2 separate regions of the Homo sapiens genome follow, and region 2 is linked to region 1. The links are chromatin loops, found by intact Hi-C in ENCODE. Cell type or tissue: HCT116. All regions are shown on one strand. Each heading gives the region's core, and the rest is flanking DNA. Links, peaks and the distances in the headings are about the cores only. Region 1 overlaps ERCC6 (ERCC excision repair 6, chromatin remodeling factor). Region 2 overlaps WDFY4 (WDFY family member 4).

Region 1 (10,299 bases), core at 4,249-6,748:
AAATCTGAATTTAGTAAAAGTTTGAGATTTTATCCAGAAACCTAAATACAATTATTTTAAGAATGTTCTTAACATCTCTGAGAGTTCATTTTTCTCAAGAAATAAGCCTGGCCGGGCACAATGGCTCATACCTGTAATCCCAGCACTTTAGGAGGCCAAGGCAGGAGGATTGCTTGAGCTCAAGAGTTCGAGACCAGCCTGGGCAACATGGTGAAACCCCAAAAATAGAAAAAGTTAGCTGGGTGTGGTGATGTGCGCCTGTAGTCCCAGCTACCCAGGAGGCTGAGGTGGGTGGATCACTGGAGCCTGAGAGAAAAAAAAAAAAGAAAGAAGACTGTGTTCATTTTCTTTTAGGAATCTATAAGTTGAAAGAAAAAGTTACACTTTTAAAACCTATTTATGCCTAGTGTTCCATTATTGGAACGCTAAGCATGTGGGAGTTATTCATGCCCTACTGCTCAAGGTCATTGCCAAGGTCTGATTTTTCACACATGTCTGCCTCCTGAGGGTACATGTTATCACTTGGTGCACAGAGTTAGTTACTGCTACAGATACTGGCATGCTGGGAGCTTGTCAAAAAGTGATGTGAGTTTTCAGAAACATTTTTGAGTATCCAAAGACAGGTACATATAACTTTACTGCACTACATCCTATACTAGTAATTTTTAAGAAATAACTTCTCTACTAGTTATGCTATTGTGCGGTAAAAAGAAAATACAGAAAGTATTATTATTGCATTAGTTATGGGTTTGACATTTTTCATGTTCCATTTTTGGAACACTAGGCAAAACCACTACCACTAGGACTAATAATACCTTTTTTCCGTTTTAGTCCCAAGATGCCTCGAACACTAAGTTTACATGAAATAACTGACCTTTTAGAGACAGATGACAGCATAGAAGCAAGTGCTATAGTGATACAACCACCTGAAAATGCTACAGCACCTGTTTCTGATGAGGAATCAGGAGATGAAGAAGGTGGAACAATAAATAATCTGCCAGGTTCTTTGTTGCACACAGCTGCGTATCTTATTCAAGATGGCTCTGATGCTGAGTCTGACTCAGATGATCCCTCATACGCACCTAAAGATGACTCTCCTGATGAAGTTCCATCTACGTTTACTGTGCAGCAACCTCCACCATCAAGGAGGAGGAAAATGACAAAAATTCTTTGCAAATGGAAAAAAGCCGACCTAACTGTACAACCCGTAGCAGGTAGAGTTACAGCACCACCAAACGATTTCTTCACCGTAATGAGAACTCCCACAGAAATTCTTGAACTTTTTCTTGATGACGAGGTCATTGAACTCATTGTCAAGTACTCCAACTTATATGCTTGCAGTAAAGGTGTACATCTTGGCTTGACTAGCTCTGAATTCAAATGTTTTCTGGGAATTATTTTTCTGAGTGGTTATGTCTCAGTTCCTAGAAGGCGTATGTTTTGGGAACAAAGAACAGATGTGCATAATGTACTGGTTAGTGCTGCCATGAGACGTGACCGGTTTGAAACTATATTTTCTAATTTGCATGTTGCTGACAATGCAAATTTGGATCCAGTGGACAAATTTTCCAAATTGCGACCTCTCATAAGCAAACTTAATGAGAGATGCATGAAATTTGTTCCAAATGAAACATATTTCAGCTTTGATGAATTCATGGTTCCTTATTTTGGTCGTCACGGGTGCAAACAATTTATTCGGGGAAAGCCCATTCGGTTTGGCTATAAGTTTTGGTGTGGTGCCACCTGTCTGGGCTACATTTGCTGGTTTCAGCCGTATCAGGGTAAAAACCCAAATACTAAACATGAGGAATATGGTGTCGGTGCGTCACTTGTCCTTCAGTTTAGTGAGGCACTTACAGAGGCACACCCTGGACAATACCATTTTGTATTCAATAACTTTTTCACCAGTATTGCACTTCTTGATAAGCTCAGTTCAATGGGACATCAGGCAACAGGTACAGTGAGAAAGGATCACATTGACAGAGTTCCACTGGAATCAGATGTAGCTTTAAAGAAAAAAGAAAGAGGCACATTTGATTATCGAATTGATGGCAAAGGCAATATTGTCTGCAGATGGAATGATAACAGTGTTGTCACTGTTGCCTCATCTGGTGCTGGTATCCATCCCCTGTGTCTTGTCAGTCGTTACTCCCAGAAACTGAAAAAGAAGATACAAGTTCAGCAGCCAAACATGATCAAAGTGTATAACCAGTTCATGGGAGGCGTAGACAGAGCTGATGAAAACATTGATAAGTATCGGGCATCAATCCGTGGAAAGAAATGGTATTCAAGCCCTCTTTTGTTCTGTTTCGAACTGGTCTTACAAAATGCTTGGCAATTGCATAAAACATATGATGAGAAACCAGTGGATTTTCTGGAGTTTCGTCGACGTGTGGTATGCCATTATCTGGAGACCCATGGTCATCCTCCAGAACCTGGCCAAAAAGGAAGACCTCAGAAGCGTAACATTGACTCACGTTATGATGGCATAAATCATGTGATAGTCAAACAGGGAAAGCAAACGCGATGCGCTGAATGTCATAAGAACACAACTTTTCGATGTGAAAAATGTGATGTTGCCTTACATGTGAAGTGTTCCGTTGAATATCACACTGAATAGCAGGTGTCACCACCTCCTGAGATAAGAAACATAGTTTTATACATTATGTACAGTGTAGCAGTGGTTTTGCCTAGTGTTCCAATTTTGGAACGTCACATAACAATGGAACATAATAAATTTTTTTTTCTCTTCAAATTTTTGTTCCTTGAATTTTTCTAGGTAACATATATGAATTTCATGCAAAAATTCAAAAAATTGTAACCTCAGACATAAATGGGTTAAAGATGTTTTCTTAGAGAGCACATTGCCTTCTTTTAAATAACAAAGCTGAGACACAAATGAAGACTAATTCTGCTTCCTGCTCTGCACACACCTTTCATTCTTGGCTCTGGGCATAATTGTCTATATCAGTCTTAATTTACTCCATGAGATCTGCACTCCTAACTGAGGGTATTTCATCTGCTCAGATTTGCCAATTAAGTTTACCCAGATAGACCATAAAAAGGAAGATAAGAAAAGTAAAACACCAAGTATCTCAATTTAGCAAATTAGACTAATCTGTAAGGCATTCTTAGCTGTCTGAAATAGAAAACCTATCATACTACAGAATGCAAACTATATTAAATACCCAGCTTGGTGCCTGAATATATTTTTAAAAATCAAATTGTACTCATTGTGCCTCTGTTGTTGAATTTCTTAAATGGATATTGCAATAGGTAGAGAATGATCTTGAGGTTGAAATGTCACTCTGTATTAAGAATGATTTAACTGTATGATACACAGCTTTTTCCTTACAGACGGTGTAGATTTAAACTGCTCTGTGTACAATGATCCTTGCAACATAAAAATATTACAATAGAGCAGTAAGGTCTGTTTTGAATTTTGAGCACCACGGTAGGTGACCTCCTTGAAGTTTTGGAGAGGGCATGTTTATTTTATTAATATGATCTCAGGCAACTAATATTTGATAATTCCCATTAATATGTGTATTTTGTCCCTTTTGTGTGTTGGTATGGGCAGTTGTGTACATTGATTTGTCTAGTATAAAATGTGTATTACATGATTGTTCAGCCTATATTATGTATAGTTCAAAGAACTGCTAAACTGATTTTACTGTTACTTGGAAAAGTTTGCAGGGGTGTAGTGAAGAGTGAGTTTTGACTTACTTTGCACACTATTAAGGTGGGGAAGGAATCATGTTATTGTACAAAAATGAAGGCAATCTTTCCCTTCTTTAAACCTTAGTCCTGATGTTTTTTTAAGACAACATTTGGATTGAAGTTTTAGAATTTGGTTTGTTCTTGTGCAATTGCTTTCGTTCTGTGGCAGTTAGAGGACCCTTCGCTGGCACTGTGAGAAAAGGGGTGGTACTAGGGAGTTTGGAAAATACTTTTTTGAAGACAGTATTATGTAACAGATAGGAATATAGACTCTGGAACTTGATTATCTGGGTTTGAATCTTTTCCCTTAACTCATTGGTAATCTTGGACAGCTTCCTTTCTTTCTCCCTGTCTGCTTTAATTGTTAAAAAAAAAAGAGAGAGAGAGAGAATAACAATAGTATTGATATGGTTTGGCTTTCTGTCCCCACCCAAATCTCATCTTGAATTGTAGTCCCCATATGTCAAGGGAGGAACCTGATGGGAAGTGATTGGATTATGGGGGCGGTTTCCCCCATGCTGTTCTCACGATAGTTAGTTTTCATGAGAGCTTATGGTTTTAAAAGTGGAAGTTTTTCCTGTGCTTGCACTCACTTCCTCCTGCCGCCTTGTGAAGAAGGTGCCCTTCACCTTCCACCATGATTATAAGTTTCCTGAGGCCTCCCAGCCGTGCCGAATTGTGAGTCAATTAAACCTCTTTCCTTATAAATTACCCAGTCTCGGGTATTTCTTTATAGCAGTGAAAATGGACTCATACAATATAGTATCTCCCTTATTAGGTTGTAAAGATTAAATGAATTAATAAATGTGAAATACTTAAAATAGTGCCCAGTACCCAGTATCACTGTCAGTCATAATTACTATTTGTTTTCTGACCCAATTAAGAAATATGTATGTATGTGTGTATATGTAATCTCAAAACAAAACTTGTCCAGAGCTAGCTGACTTTCCTTAAGGAGGCAGTATATAGCATAGGGGTTAGACACCACGGGCCATGGAGTGAGTGCCAGAGCCTAGCCGAGTAGCTCTGAGGTCTTGTGTATCCACTCACCTGTAAGATGGGGATCACAGCAGTACCTTCTTCATGGGTGATGATATGTATAAGATATTTGGCATACATCAGGCACTCCGTAAGTATTAGCTATTCTTGTTACATGCCCACTAGCTAAAAGTTACCACAAAGATTCCACCAAGGCAGTAAGATGCTTGAAATGAGGGTCTGTGAGAACCGTGAAGGAGGGTGTATAATGAATACTCATACGTATGAAAAGGTGACCTTTCACAAGTAAAGGCAGTTTAACAATTGATATTACAGGTTGACCATCCCTAGTCCGAAAATCCAAAATCTGAAAATTTTTTAGCAACGTGATGCCACAAGTGGAAAATTCCATATTTGACCTCATATGTTGGGTCTCAGTCAAGACACAGTCAAAACTTCGTTTCATGCACAAAATATTGTATAAAATTACCTTCAGCCTATGTGTATAAGTTATATATGAAACATAAATGAATTCGTATTTAGTCTTGGGTCCCATCCCAACATATCTCATTGTGTATATGCAAATATTCCAAAATCCAAAACACTTCTTGTCCCAAGCATTTTGGATAAGGGCTGTTCAACGTATCATAGGCATAGTAAAATCATTAGCTGTTACAAACTTTGTTTTATTGATGTTATGCTTTTGGTACCTTTCATACTTTTTTAAAATAAGCTTAAGGCCCACTTAATGATAAAATATCTATAAAAATATAAGTACAGTATCAATATTGGGAAGAAATGTAATTATTTCTCCTTTGAACACACTAGGGGGCACTAGACATCTGTCTAGGGGACAAACCGTGCAACATGCCCCTTGGTTCTAAGTGTAGGTAGGTCAGGATTGCAGTATGGTTTCTCACAGTTGTATTCTGAGGTAGATGTACCAGATCCTTCTCTTGTATCTCTTTTGTGTCTTCTCTTTTGGCTTGATTTCCAGCCTCCTTGCTGTCCTGGATGATAGGATGTCCTGACTGGAATGTCCTGCTGATCTTGACTGACCAGTATGGAGTGAGCTAGCATGACAGTCTGCTATGCTTGGGGGTTGAACTGAGCTCCTGCTGGCTCAAGACTGCAATAGGTGTTTTGACATTTGTTATTTTTTATTCACATTTAACCTGCAATTAATTAAAATTTCTCAATCTTTTTGTGTAATCTGCCAACTGTTATAGCATCTGAAATTTATGTAGTTTCAAAAGTATAATGTACATACATAATTTCATTTAGTCCTCATAAAAAGTCATTATTTGGCTCATTTTGTGGTGGAGGAGGCAGATTCAACAATGTTACATTATATTTTCTAAAGTTCAGGCCTCCCCTTACCAGTTAAATGCCTGTAATGCACCTCTTTTGCCTACATTCGGTTTTCACTTCTCTGTGGTTATCTTAAATCTGTGTCTGTTGTTGGGTTCTCTTCTAGTGACCACCACTGGAGCCTGAGACGGGCTTTAGGAGTTAGAAAATGCCCTGATGGGTCGGGAATGGTGGCTCACGCCTGCAATCCTAGCACTTTGGAAGGCAAGGCAGGCAGATCACTTGAGGTCAGTAGTCTGAGACCAGCTTGGCCAATATGGCAAAACCCCATCTACACCAAAAAATACAAAACTTAGCCGGACATGGTGGCGCATGCCTGTAGTCCTAGCTATTCTGGAGGCTGAGGCACAAGGATTGCTTGAATCTGGAAAGTGGAGGTTGCAGTGAGCTGAGATCGTGCCACTGTACTCCAGCTGACGTGACAGAGTGAGACTTTGTCTCAAAAAAAAAAAAAAAGTAAAAAAGAAGATGAACAACACACTTACTTTATTTGGGTGCAGCTGTGACTTTTACATGTATAGATTAAAGAAAAAAATGAAAGTGGGAACATCAAAAACACTATTTCCTTCCTAGTAATGTAAATATAGTTTAAGTCTAGACTTTTTTCCCATCATAAGAATTCTTTCATAAGAAGGTGCTTCTTTTGTCCAGCCTTTCCCACCTGGTCCTGGGGAAGCTTGGGAGCAAACTCAGGGCTCCTGGTTCTTTCCATCAGCTGGCGTGCAGAAACCAGGCTCCTTACAGAGGAGACCTACTGGTGATGAACCCAAAAAATGGAGCTCAGACTTAAATCACTCACACAATTTTTATTTATTTACCTTTTTATTGTTCAAAATGATGAGCTTTCCTTCTCCTTATCTTTTTTTTTTTTTGTTATAAGATTCTAAATTAAGAACTTCTCTGATGTTGCAGCCACCCTCATTATGGGTCATTTTTTTGTAGCGAACCTTAACCATTTTTATCCAGTGGACAGAGCTAGGAGCAGTGCTTTAAAGTCATATGGGTAGAAGGAGTAGGAAATGCAGCAAGAGGTAGGCTCTAAATGAGACAGAACAGAAAGTTTCCAGAACCCATTTCTGGATGACCCCATTTGACCATTTTCAAGTCACGCTTCTCTGTCTGTGTCTTCCTTTTCCCTAACCGAATTATGAACTTCATTCATTCATTCAGCACTTAACGGTCTGCCATGAGGAGGCATTATACCAGTCTCTAGTGCTATAAAAATGGCTAAGACAGTGTTTGTCCCCAGGTGGCTTCCAGTCCAGTGGAGGACACTGGTATGGATTTCACAATATGCTACACTTGATGGGCACTGTAGTAGAGATCCCAGGTGTGTCCAAGATGTCACGGGATTGGGAGGGCCCTTGGAAGACAGGACACCTAAGTCTGGCTGGTCATGGGAGGTTTCTGTGCATGGTGGTGCTGCATGAGTGAGGGTTTGAAAGGTCTGCTGAATGTGTGGATATGTAAGGGGAAGGATTTGGGGACAGTACAGGAATGCAGGTGCACAGAGATGAGGAGGCTGCATACATGGTATGGCACGGTGGTAGCTAGCTGTGTCTTTCCACTTATTTATTTTGAACATCCTTGGAATGCTGAAAATTCTTCTAAAATAAATTAACTTTAAATGGCAGCAACTAGCTTTCAGGGTTCCATTGATGCGGCACCCTAATAGGTTACAACTGGGGGAAGCATTGTTCCTGGTGTCGTTCAACTGGTTGTGCTGGGTCTGAGTTGCTTCTGACAGATGATTATTGCAGTCTCAGCCCCAGGCCCCACAGCCTGGGCCAGATTCTCATTCCTACCTGAATGTAGGGAAACCAGGGAGTGTTTTCTCTGTCTGCATCTGACTGGAATTGTAGGTTTATGTTTGTTCCCAGCTTCTCTTGTAATTGGCTGCCAGTGGAGTTGACAGCAGGCTGAATCTGGCAGTTGTGTGAGGAGCTAGAAACACAGCCAGTGAACACCATGCCCACCACTTCGTTTTATGTGGCTGCAGCTGTGACTATTACGTGTGTGGATTTTTTAAAATGAGAGAATAGAGAACATGAAAAAGTTATTTGTTTTCTAAAAGGGTAAATATTGGACTATTTACTGCCCCCTTCTGCTTTTTCTCAGTTAACTGGTCTACTTTTTGAAATAACAGAATTTAGACATTTTGAGGTCATTTCTAATTTTTAAGATTTCAGCTCACTTGGCCCAGATTTTAATTCTTACCCACTCCCTACCAATTTTAAGTCAATCTGTATCTATTTTTGTTACTATCATGTAAAAGACTGCCATACTTAATGACAGTTTACTATTTACAAATTTGTGACAGAATTTTTAAATTGAGATATTCCAGCAGGTACCATCTGAAGACTAGGTATCTTTACTCCTATGGTGAGCACATTATTCATAATAATTAACTGAGCATCCATTTGATGAGCTATCATAGTTTCTGTTTAAGTATACATGTTCAGGTAGTTCTGTTAAACAGAGTACGTTGCAATATGCACATTGCATTGGGCCACATACGTAACTTGCTTTCTCTTCTTTCAGTGAACATAGTAATAGTATCTGCTGCAGGGTTGTCGTGAGGATTTCAGAAAATGTATGTGGTTTTATATAATACTATAGTAGTTTATTAAGCACTTCCTAATCTAGGTTCTGTGCTAAGGTGCTTTATATGTGACACCTTATTTAATCCTTCCCAGAACCCAGTGAAGTAGGTGCTGCTGTTCTCCCCATCTCAGTGGAGGAAACTTAGATGCTGATGAAGTTAAGTTACTTGCTGAGGGTTCATGAGCTAGTAAATGGCACCAGGATTTGACTATAGCTAGTCTGAGCTCAGACTTTTGTGCCTGGGCCTGCACTTCTGCATATGTCAAACCCAGGATGTTTATATACAGAATCCTTTATATCTGCTGGCCAGACAGACTACTCAGCCTGCCAGACTACAGTACAGGCTGGTTAGACATGTTAAAGAGAGCCCTTAAAGTCTCTTGGCAGCGTCTGGGATGAGGAAGGCACGTTTCTGTGTATGTGCAGATGAACCTGGTTCTCCCCCTTTCCCTAGTGTGTTGTGGTGTACTTGTCGGCCCCATCTTTAGCTGTGCTGCTTCAGTGGACCCTCATCAGATGGTCAGGTCTATTTTGGCTACAAGTCACATGAGGAAGTATTGCTTATGTAACAGAAGAATCTCTTCGCCTGAGCTCTGTATGCATGTGGTTTTATAACCATGATATTTTCTGTCTTTAATATGTGTATAATTCTACTGGGGCAATTTGTCTTCACAATGATACAAATACTTGCAGGCAATAATGATTTTCCCCACCACTTTTAGTCATCCTTTAGCCAAACTGAATAAATGTTTGGCCCTTTTCATCTTTCTTTATGAAGCGGAAGGCACTAGAATGCAATCGTTTCTGTAGTGGCTTATGTGGTTTCCTAGGTGCTGAGTTCTGTGGCGACAAGATGCCTGTATATTTTAGGAGGGAGGGAGGAGGAGGAAACTGAATCTTGTCGATGCAGAGTGATGTGGTGGGAAATTTAGCAGCCACAAAGATTGACTGGCTAAGTCTAAGGAAATGGTCATCATATATCAATAAAGTTTAAAAAGTGATACCCTGTATATAAAATATTTAATGGCCTTGTGCCAAACTTCAAAAGGCAATATATTCTGGTGTTTTTATTTCTCCTTCTGTAAAATTATCTTGGAGAAATTGCAAAGTGAAGTATGTTTAAGTGGCTGTGATTCTTCCAAGGTTTATGTTATCCACAAGTTTGCTAAATACAAGTATCCTTTGTTATGCAGAAGTTTGGCTCTGCGTTCATAGTTTTGATACCGAGGACTCTCTCATTATGTAAACTCCTCGACTGCTGAATTTCAGAGTGAGTAGCAAGAATTCAGATATGTGTATCAGGAAAGTGTATATATATCAAGAATTCAGATATGTGTATCAGGAAAGTGTATATATATCTGTTCAGTTTCTAAGTTTTGATAGTAAGGGATACCTATATGCCAGGGCTTCTTGGCTTTGACATTATTGACATTTGAGACTTGATAACTTTTTACCGAGGGGTTTGGGGGCTGTCCTGTGTGGTGTAGGATGTTTAGCAGCATACCTGGACTCACCTGCAAGATGCCAGTAGTAGTATATCCTCCCGACTCCTTCCACAGTTCTAACAACCAAGAATATCTCTGGGCATTGTCAGATTACCCCAGGGTGGGGTTGAAGGGACAGAAT
Region 2 (10,299 bases), core at 4,524-7,023, 630 kb after region 1:
CCAAATATCTTCAAAGACAATGATCAAGTGAAAACATACACTTGACAACTGGACTTTTGGCAAAAGCTCAGTCAATTTGATTTTGAATGGCCTTACTTCATAAACACAGGAGAATTGCACAATAAGGGCTGACTGTACCCAAATAGACCAACTGCACTTGATCCTAAAGAACTTGGCATTTCCTGCCAAAGGTCTCTTGTATTTGCTTGTGTAAAAATGACTTCAAGTTTCTTCCCAAGTCTCACCCATTCTGCAAAACCCAGATCTTGATCCCTTCCTCAGGTAGCTCTTCCCCACCACTCCAGTCCCAGGCCATCCCTCCAAGCCTGAACCCTGAAGATTTTGTCCCACGACCATAGTGTGTGGCCAACAGTTTCTGAAAGAACCTGTGCATGCTGCCGATTGCATTAAGTCCCTCGGAAGAGAGGGGCGGTGCCTGTTTTCTCACGCAGAATGAGCAACTAACATGTCGTTGAGTGAGTAAGTTGACGGCGACTGAATTCAGCCATGCGAATAATTGAAGGACTGATCCCTGAGTCCTGACATTCCACATTAGGGGAGATGTGAGGAGCTGCCACATTAGTACCCAGTCCTGATCACTGCTTAGGGGAACCATGGCCATGGATGGCCTATGCCTGCAGGTCCTTCTGTTTTATCTCATGGCTCAGTTTCAGGCCCAAATCTAAGCCCACTGTAAGAACAAGGTGAGAAGGGGAATAGTGGGGGCGGCTGGTAAGGATGAATGGGGCTCAGGGAAGAATCTGCTGGGAGAAGTGGATAACTCACTTGGATAAGCAGTGACGGGTACAGTAGACATCACCCGTGGGAGACAGTGTGAAGTTCTCGCAGATGTAGAAGTGTTGGTGGCCAAAAAGCAGGACCCCTTCTGACACCAGGTGGCCCTGCACAATCACCAGGGAGAACTTCTGCGTCACCTGGAAGGAGAGAGTGGCAGAGTCAGGTGGTGCACAGGAAGCATGCCCATGATTCTTGGGGGAAACAGGAGGGTAGTGACCAGCCATCCATGGGGCAATTGGAGGTGAGAGCAGTGCCTTGTATGAATGGCAGTCCCGCTGTCCCAGGACTGTACTGCTCTTCACAGCCTATGTGGCACTACCACACCCCACCTGGGCTGGTGTCTGATCTACTCAAGCCTACCTCTGCTCCCACCAAGATGTGTGGGTGAGTGTTTACTGCTATATTCAGCACATCAAAGTCCTTTCTCTCACTTTAAGGCCCTCTACAACCATGCAAAGCATCCCACAGTTAACTGTGAGGAAAGTTCACCAGGTACAAGACATCGCTCAGTTACAGAGGAGAGGGAGCTTGTCCAGGGACCAGCCAGTACATGGTTGAGCCAGGACTAGAATTCAAATGTGCCTAGAACCACAAGTGCAAGACAGGTACTGCCATCTCTGCAAGGCCAAGGAAACATGTGCAGAAGATGCACGGTGCTCTGCCCAGATCCTTCCTCTTGGACCGAGGTGAGCATTTCCCCTGTTGCTGGAAATGCTGGCAGTTCTCCAGAATTGCCTTAGCTGAATACAGCCCCTGGTCCAAGGTCACATCCTCTTCCCAGGGGCAGTCTGTACCCAACAACTGGACAATGTGGAGTAGGAAGGCTTAGCCCCTCTGGCTCAATTCAAGAAAACTCTAAACAACCATCCCAAACCTAGAGCTGCTCTGGAATCAGCTGAAGTCTTTGCTGAGACTACATTGTGGTTGCACTTCTCCGCTGGCCCAGCCCTGCAATCCTCATTCCCAATCAACTTTCTCCGTGCAGAACCTGACCCATGACAATATCTTGGTATGACCCAGAGTTCTGCATGTGGTAAGGATCAAGTGGGTCCTTACATAGTAAACCCTAAAGGAACAAGTGAGTGAATCAATAAATTCTAGAACATGAGAGCCTAAAGGGACCAAGAATAAGGCCGAGGCCAGCATTTTCTCATGGTAATTTTGTGCTAATTCCAGTTATACAAAAGCAGAATAGATATGTTTGGGAGAAAAAAAATAAAAGAGGTTCCAGGAGATAAGACTCTCACTAAAGATCAGCCACCTACTAAGTGACACAGCCTGGGACTGAAGCAAAGCTCCCTGCTCACCTTTGGGAGCAATGACAAGGCCACAGTGGTGCCCTGAAGACCAGTTTTCCAACTCCTGCACCAAATGGGATCCGTGAAAGCCAGAGCCAAGGGCAGAAAGCAAAGGTTCACTGAGCATTTTGTTCCAAGATAAGTATTAACCACTATGATCCAGGGCAAGTCAGGGCTGAGCTGTTTTTCGTAAGCTAGGACCAGCCGAGAGCCTCTGTTTCTGTAAACAAGGTTGGTGAAGGTAGCTGGCTTTCTTGGTCTATTCTGAATCTACCTTGTCAGAGGAGCTGGCCCTCCAGCCACCTTCCAGGCCAGAGTCCAAAGTGGACTCATTTCCAATTTTATTCATTCATCCAGGTGGTCATCTATTCAGCAGTTACGGATTCAGCCTCTGCTCCATGGCAGGCACTGAGCCAGGCTTTGGGGATAAGGTGGACAAGATATACAAGAATCCTAGCCTCACAGGGCTTAAAATCCAGTAGCGGGATTTTAACCAACCAACTATTACAACCTGTGATACATGCTAAGAGAGAAAAACCAGAGTGATCATGACAAAGGCAGGGAGAAACTTGGCGAGAACACCATTCTGTTCTTGGACATTATTCTTGGTGAGGACATAGACCCTGAAACTTGAAGGTTGGAAACTTGTAAGTTCTGGAAAAGCTTGGAGAAGAACATTTCAAGGAACGGGGACATCCAGTTAAGGGCCTAGAGGCAGGAAGGGCTGATTTGGGGAACAGAAAGTGGTCAGTACGGCTAAGATGAAGTTGGAAATTAGGAGTACCAACATCATAGGTGGTCTTAGGTACCTTAGCATGGCCCTTGGGTTTTATTGTGGTTGCAACAGAAAGCCATGGGAGAGTTTGTTTCCAAAAGATGACACTGACTGCTGGGTGGAGATGGCATTAGAAAGGGTCAAGACTGAAAGGAGGGTGCCCCGTTGTGTTGCTATTTCAGTGGTCTGGGATGGATGGCAGAATGCAGAGGGAAGGAAGTGGGTGTATCTAAACAAGAAGATGGAGAATTGACAGGAGCTGCTACTGGACTAACTGGAAAGCAAAAAGAAGAAAAAGAAAAGAAAAGGAAAGGGAAAGAAGGAAGAAAGGAAGGAAGGAAGGAAAGAGGGAGGGAGGGGGAGGGGAGAGGAAAGGAGGGGAGGGGAGGGGAGGAGACGGAGGATGAATTGAGGATAAATGATAAATGTCTACTTTGGGACTTGAGTAACTGTGTGGCATTCCCAGGTTCTCTAGTAGTCTTCCCCAGGGGCAACCACCATTACCACTTTATTGGATATTCTTCCAAAGAGATTGTATGAATACATTAGCATGTTTATACATATTCTTTTTTACACAAAGAACATTTATATGCTTACTGCTCTGCATCTAGACTTTTCTCTTAACAATTCATCTTAGATAATTTTCCAAATCATTTATCATAGAGCTGTCTAATTCTTATTAATAGTTGCAGACTATTCCCTTGAATGGATATGCTACAGTTTATTTGACCAGTCAGTCCTTTTTTGATTCAGGTGGCTTTCAAATGTTTTGACATAACAGGCAATGCTACAATGACCATCCTTGCAGATAAGTCATTTTGAATACACAAGTAAATCTGAAGCATAAATTTTTTTTTTTTTTTTGAGATGGAGTCTCGCTCTGTTGCCCAGGCTGGAGTGCAGTGGCGAGATCTCCACTCACTGCAAGCTCCGCCTCCTGGGTTCATGCCATTCTCCTGCCTCAGTCTCCTGAGCAGCTGGGACTACAGGCACCCACCACCACGCCCGGCTAATTTTTTGTATTTTTTAGTAAAGATGGGGTTTCACCGTGTTAGCCAGGATGGTCTTGATCTCCTGACCTCGTGATCCGCCCGTCTTGGCCTCCCAAAGTGCTGGGATTACGGGCGTGAGCCACCGCGCCTGGCCTGAAGCATAAATTTCTATAAGCAGAATTGCAGGTCAAGGGTATGGGCATTTTTAATTCAAGTAGCCATTGCCAGATTACCCTCCCACAAGGTGACACTAATTTACACTCCCACCAGGACTATCAGGAAGATTATGTCAGGCTGCTTAAACTTTTTCTCTTATTGTACCTTTTCCCAGATGAGACTCAGAGACCCCAACCTCAGGTTCACATGATGAGATGATGTGGCTCTGCAATGCCAGCCCTGGCCTATGTGCCTCCAAACCCTCTCTCCTCCCTGTGACACCAGGCCCCCACCACAGCCTCCATGGTGCCTGCACCAGGGTCTCAGAGCACATGCCTATGATCTGGTGCTTCCCTTTGGGAAGACTTAAGTATCAACCAGAATAAGCCAAACCACAAGAAAAATGTCTGGTGAGAGCTGGGTTAATAGCTTAAACATTGATTCTGCTAGAAAAGAAATGGCATTTTAAAAACTAGAAAATGAACCCAAGTGAACTATTACCTGCTCTTCCATTTAAATTAGCCCTAGGAGGGCTCCATCCCTAAGTTTACTCATGATTAAGAAATCCCTTATGCCATGATTCTATTGATCACTTTAAAGAGTAGAACTTTTGCCTCATAAGTAGAGCTTTTTTAAGATCAACTGAATGATATATTAGCACTCTTGATGGGTAAAATAACTAAGAAAGTAGCCACAGCTAGCTCTGTGTATGATGACAAACAGGTTGTCCAGAAATCAACAAAATGCTGGAGCGAAAGTTAGAAGGTGTCTTAGTCCATTATCTGCTGCTATAACAGAATACCCCAGACTGGGTAATTTATAGAGATAAATGTTTATTTGGCTATTGGTTCTGGTGGACAGGAAGTCCCAGAGCATGGCACTGGCATCTAGTGAGGGTCACCCCATGATGGAAGGGCGGAAGCTGGAAGTGAGCATGCAAGACAGAGACAGAAATGGGGCTGAACTTATCCTTTTTATCAGGATCCCACTCCCATAATAATGAACCCATTCCTGCAATAATGGCATTAATCTATTCATGAGGGTCATGCTCTCATGGCCTAATCACTTCTTAAAGACCCCATCTCTTAATACTGTTACAATGGCAATTAAGTTTCCAACACAAGAATTTTGGGGGACATTCAAACCATAGCAGGGAGACAACAATCTACTGGGACATTCAGTGGTAGCACACAGCAGCACATTCTTCTAAAGTCAGGCCTCAGTGGTACATCTATAATGGGCAAGGTCAACCGGATACTCTCTAAAGTTTTCTCTAGCATTAGCAGTCTGCAACTTGGTGAAATACCCTGATTTTATAGGTAGGAAAACTGAGGTCCAGAGAGGTGACTGAAGGTACCCAGCAACAGAGCTGCCAATATATGCATTCCCTTACGTTTGTGTGTACGGTGAGTGAGTCTGCTGCAAAGAAAGCTTTAGCCCTGCTCCCATTTATCATCTGCCCTCTTCCTACATCTCTGCTTGCCTCAACCTTGTTCTGAATACATTCTAATAGTATTGGCATATGGAATAAGTATTCTTATTTTTTAGAAAAGCACAGATTGCTGAGAAAAAGTCAAGTATCAAAGAGGCAAAAGGCTATATTTGGTCATCTATGAGCTCTAGTATCTACTTTTTTCTATCTTAAATGTATTTAGACAGAGAATTCGTCATACTAATAATCAAAGGAATGTATGTTAAAACAATAAGGAGATGCTATCTATCTATTTATCTATCTATCTACCTATCTATCTATATATATAGAGAGAGAGAGAGAGAGAGAACATCTCCTTATTGTTTTATATTTTACATATATACACATATATATTAATTTGGGAAATATAGAAAGGAATGTAATGATGCATCGATCTTTTCACGTAAGTACATCTCAGGTTGAGACAAGGAGCAGGGATGCCCCCTGCCTGCCTGCATGTGTCACTTCCACAGACAGCCTGCAGACAGCCACACCTCCAATCTTTCTCTGCAGACATGGAGAAGACCAGGTGGAAATGGCAATACCTTTGCTCTTGTTTGGTTGCACCAGTGAAATGTGAAACATGTTACAAGACCCAAGGACTGTTCAAAGCACAATGCTCACCATAACCTGTGTTCACTAAGGACTGATCATTGGCAACTGCTTAAAATTGGAGCGCATTTTTAGCCAGGGTAGCTCTGAATATTGTAAAACTTGGACTCATGGATTTGGGGCATTTATTTGAAAAGTTAGTATGTATGAGAATCACCTGCACAGCTTGATAAAATTCATATTCCCAGGCTACATCCCCAGAAGTTTCAATTCAACAGGTGCAAAGTAGGGCCCTAGAATGTGAATTTTATTAAGCAACCCAGAAGATTCTGATGCAGGTGATCTGAAGCCCATACACTAAGAAACCGACCGTTGGGCACCAGCTAGGCTAAGAAAAAAAAAAGGTTTCATCTGGTGTCAGCATATTGCCCATAATTCACTCATCTATTTGTTCATTCATTTATTTAACAGGTACATATTAAATGTTTAGCATATGCCCCACTCCCTGGGAGGCACAAAGGAAAATAAGACATGCCTTTAAGATGTTTACAACCTAACAGGAAAGAAAGAGAGCAGGATATCAGCTCTCCCAGCAGTGTGGAAGGAAAAGCACAGGTGCTCTGGGAGCACACAGGAGTGTGTCTCACTCAGACTGAGATGGAAGAGGCGGCAGCGGTGACACCAGAGAAACGGTTCCTGAGGAGGTGACTCCAAGTCTGGAGTTAGGAGTTACAAAGATAAAAAAACAGGGGAGGAGCATTCCAAGGCACAAAGTATTGAACCAGCCGGAAATTTTGGAAATTATAGGTAGTTCTGTATAATTAAAAAGTCAGAGGGGTGTGTATGTGTGTGTGTGCACGTGCACACATGTGTATGTGTATGCATATGTGTACACGCATCAGGTGTGCATGTGTGTGTGCATGTGTGTATGCACACATGTATGTGTGTGCATGTGGTTGCACATGTGTGTCTGTGCATGCATGTGTGTGTGTTTATGCGCATGTGTAAGGATAAGGGAAGTTAGTCCAGGGAAACTACAAGGCCAGCTCTGGAATGGCCTTGCATATGAAGAATGCTAACCAGCGTCTCAGAAATATTAAGTAGGAATGACATGTGTTGTTTTCATTTCAGAAAGTCATGGAGATTCAGAAAGACAGGAAGTTACTGCATATAAAGGTTAACACCCACCCTCACCTTCTACAAACAGCCTCAGCTAAAGATACCTGGGAGGAGCTTGTAGAAGATGCCACTCTCTGCAATCCAGAGGAAAATGTCTTTCCCTTTGAGCGGATCATTTCTACCAAGGTCAAACTCATATTTTACATTGAGTTTGTATGAAAAAAAAATCAGATGTTTAATTTTTCATGTAATCAAAGAACAATAACAAAAGCAAACCTTCACTTGAGGACTGACTCTGGACTGGTTCTGGAAGCTGTACAAGGGACATCCCCAGCCACGTGGTAACTGGCATGAGCCCACAATTAATATGCATTAAATCAGTCACTCCTCAAGTCAAACAGAGCTGTTTGCAGAGAAATGCGTTTGTAGTCCTGGGAATCATTAATCAATGATGCAGAGGTGGCACAGAATAGTTGAATAATTACCATCCCAGGTATCACTAGAGGCAACCAGAACTCCAACGTTCACACAAAGAAATGAGTTAAGCTGCTGCCACCCTAGCCCCGGCACCACCAGCATCCCCCAGGGCCAGGATGATGCCTGCAGCTCCAGAGGCTTCTGCCAGAGGCATGCCACCCAGATGCCTGAAAAGCAGTCATGCCCTGGAAAGTCTCCTGTGCCATGTGTCCAGCAAAGGCCATATGATCAAGCATTTCTGAGACGGTAGGGGAGGAGGAGTGGGGACTCTGTTGTAGGAGCATGCACACAGTCCTGCCATGCCCCTATCGTGGGCATGTTTCGCTTAGAAATTTAGAAAAAGTACAAGGCCCACAAAGTCTCACAATGACATCTGAATTACGGGAAGTCCCAGCTTACAACCAACACTTGCTAAAAAATGCCTCAACATAGGCTAATTGTACCAGCCTGGGGAATGTAGAGAGTAACACACACACACACACACACCCCTTGCACAAACTTTCTATTTGCCTGAACATGTTCACGGGTCAACAATCAATGCACCCATCCTCCTTTCCTTGGCCTCAAGTTCCTGTCCTTGACACAAAACCATAGTGGTCCAGGGATAAGGCCACAGTGGACCAGGGGCCCTCCAGGCACATGCAGGAGGGCAGGTAGGCACCTGCTTGGCATGTTGCATCCCAGGCAGAGATGCCATGTTGGTGAGAGACCTGAAGGCCTCCTTGCACCAGCTTTAACTGGAACAGTTATAGAGAAAGAACATGGGGCCAGGAGCCACAACTCCAAGCCCAATAACAGCCGGCTGCTGAGGGACAGGGTGCTGGAAAGGTTATGTAACTTGTCCAACACAGTGAGCTGGGAGGCAGTAGAGAGGGAACGAAAACACATGAACTGAGAATAAGAGAGATCTGAGGTCAAATCCTAGCAATTCCAGTGAGTAGCCACCCTGGGCTCTGTTTTTGCCATCTTTGCAATGGAAATAACAAAGCCTCCTGATACAGTCTGGATGTTTTGTTCCAAATCTCATGTGGCCTTAAGTGTTGGAAGTGTGGGCTAGAGGGAGCTGTTTGAATGATGGGGGCAGATCCCTTGTAAATGTCTTGGTGCTGTCCTTGCTGTAATGAATGAGTTCTCCGAGAGTTCAGCTGAGATCTGGTTATTTGAAAGAGCCTGGCCCCTCCTCCCTCTCTCTCTTGCTGCCTCTCTCACTATGTGATGCGCTGGCTCCCATTCACCTTCCACCATGACTGGAAGCTTCCTGAGGCCTCACCAAAAGCAGATGTCAGCACCACGTTTTGTGTACACCCTGCGGACTGTGAGCCAACTAAACCTCTTTTCATTATAAATTACCCCATCTCAGGAATTCCTTTATAGCAACTCAAATGGACTAACACACCTGCCTCACAGGACCATGGTGAGGCTGAATGAGACAGTGCATGAAGATCACACAAGGCAAGGGCTTCTGACATCTAGCTGTTGACATTTTGCTAATAATAATATTAATAGCAACAAACAAATAGCAGAATGAGGTTCTCAAACCAGCCTATGCACTTTGCCCTGTGCCAAGCTGCCCTCCTGGGCACAAATGACTGGCTGCTCCCTCCATGGTGGTGGTGTTGTGGCAGCCTGCTCCAGTCCAGTCAAGACCCTCCCCACCCCAGAGCAGGCTCCCCCAAGACCCAGGTTCCCCCAGGGCATGCCCTCCCTCAAGCTGGGTCCTAAGGCATGTGAGCAGACCCAGGCCTGGCTGCAGGTTGGCTCCCCTGGAGGACCTCCTGATTCCTGCTGCCCTGTCAGGCTGAGCTCACCTGGTCTGCAGATTGTTCCCAAGCACTCACCCTATGTATCAGGGAAGGAAGGGACGAGGAGGAAGCTAAGTCTCTCCTTGCCTTCAGAGAAACCATAGGAAGGCTCAGAAATCATCAGTCAGGCAATAAGAGGGGGCTGGGGTAGGCCCAGGGGATGGATCCACCAGCTATGCTCTGGGGTGGGAGTATGCTGGGGATGGGCGCACCAGGACAGGTTCACCCAGGAGGCCGCCAGGCTGGGAGACAAGAGTGAATGGGCATGGGACTGTGTGGACCTGGCTGGTGGAGGTGTGAGGGGGAGGAGAAGTGCCAGGCCACAGAGAGGCCCCATATGTCCCACCAGCCAGCCAGGACCCCACTCCACAGAGCTCTCCAGTCTAGAGCAGAAGGGTGCTCCTCTGGTTCGAGGATTTTTCTGATTCATGTGAATTCCTGGGGCCTGCTTTCTTATGTTCTTCCCTGCCTGGTGCTTTCAGTTTAGGGACCTCCTTGATTTCACCACACATCAGTCCAGGCCTCAACCCAGCAACTTCCCTCTTTTTCCCAAAACCTTGTGTTTGGTTTGAGTGTTGGCACTCTGCAGGAACCCCATTCCAGCTGGTCAGGCCTCTCATGGGCTCCACTGTGACCCTCTGTCTCATCCTCCACCATCTCGGCAGGACAACCAGACCCATGGAGACCCCCAGAGTTTCCCATCTATCCAAGCACTCCCCACAGCATTTCCCCAAGACACACAGTTCCTTGCCTCACAGGAGCCTCAGTCTTAACAGGATCCTTCATCCTTCCCTTGACACGGCCCTTGGGCCATGCCATAGGTACCAGGGTTCTTCCAACGCCCCTTCTTACTTCTGGG

What was found. A loop is a pair of places that touch in the nucleus more often than their neighbours do. Peaks named below come from ENCODE experiments on the same cell type or tissue, not always from the same donor. Only the 100,000 strongest peaks of a DNase experiment are listed, where the experiment ranks them.
Region 2: it touches region 1 in a loop (16-fold over the local background); 7 of 110 quality-filtered maps call a loop at or near these places.

Annotation. Positions count from the first base shown.
Region 1 is chr10:49,507,654-49,517,952 of GRCh38, reverse strand. All of the region lies in intron 5 of ERCC6 (ERCC excision repair 6, chromatin remodeling factor), which reads left to right. PGBD3 (piggyBac transposable element derived 3) reads left to right here. Exons shown (of 2, transcript NM_170753.3): 2 at 832-2,848. The coding sequence starts at 839. The coding sequence ends at 2,620. Among named protein-coding and RNA genes, the nearest start is that of PGBD3, 11 kb to the left of the region's middle. In HCT116, for the core only: a CTCF peak has its summit at 5,542 (motif pointing right); a DNase peak (open chromatin) is centred at 5,572.
Region 2 is chr10:48,881,215-48,891,513 of GRCh38, reverse strand. WDFY4 (WDFY family member 4) reads right to left here. Exons shown (of 62, transcript NM_001394531.1): 44 at 787-935. Among named protein-coding and RNA genes, the nearest start is that of LRRC18, 53 kb to the left of the region's middle. In HCT116, for the core only: a CTCF peak has its summit at 5,974; a DNase peak (open chromatin) is centred at 5,943; H3K27me3 peaks cover 1,145 bases.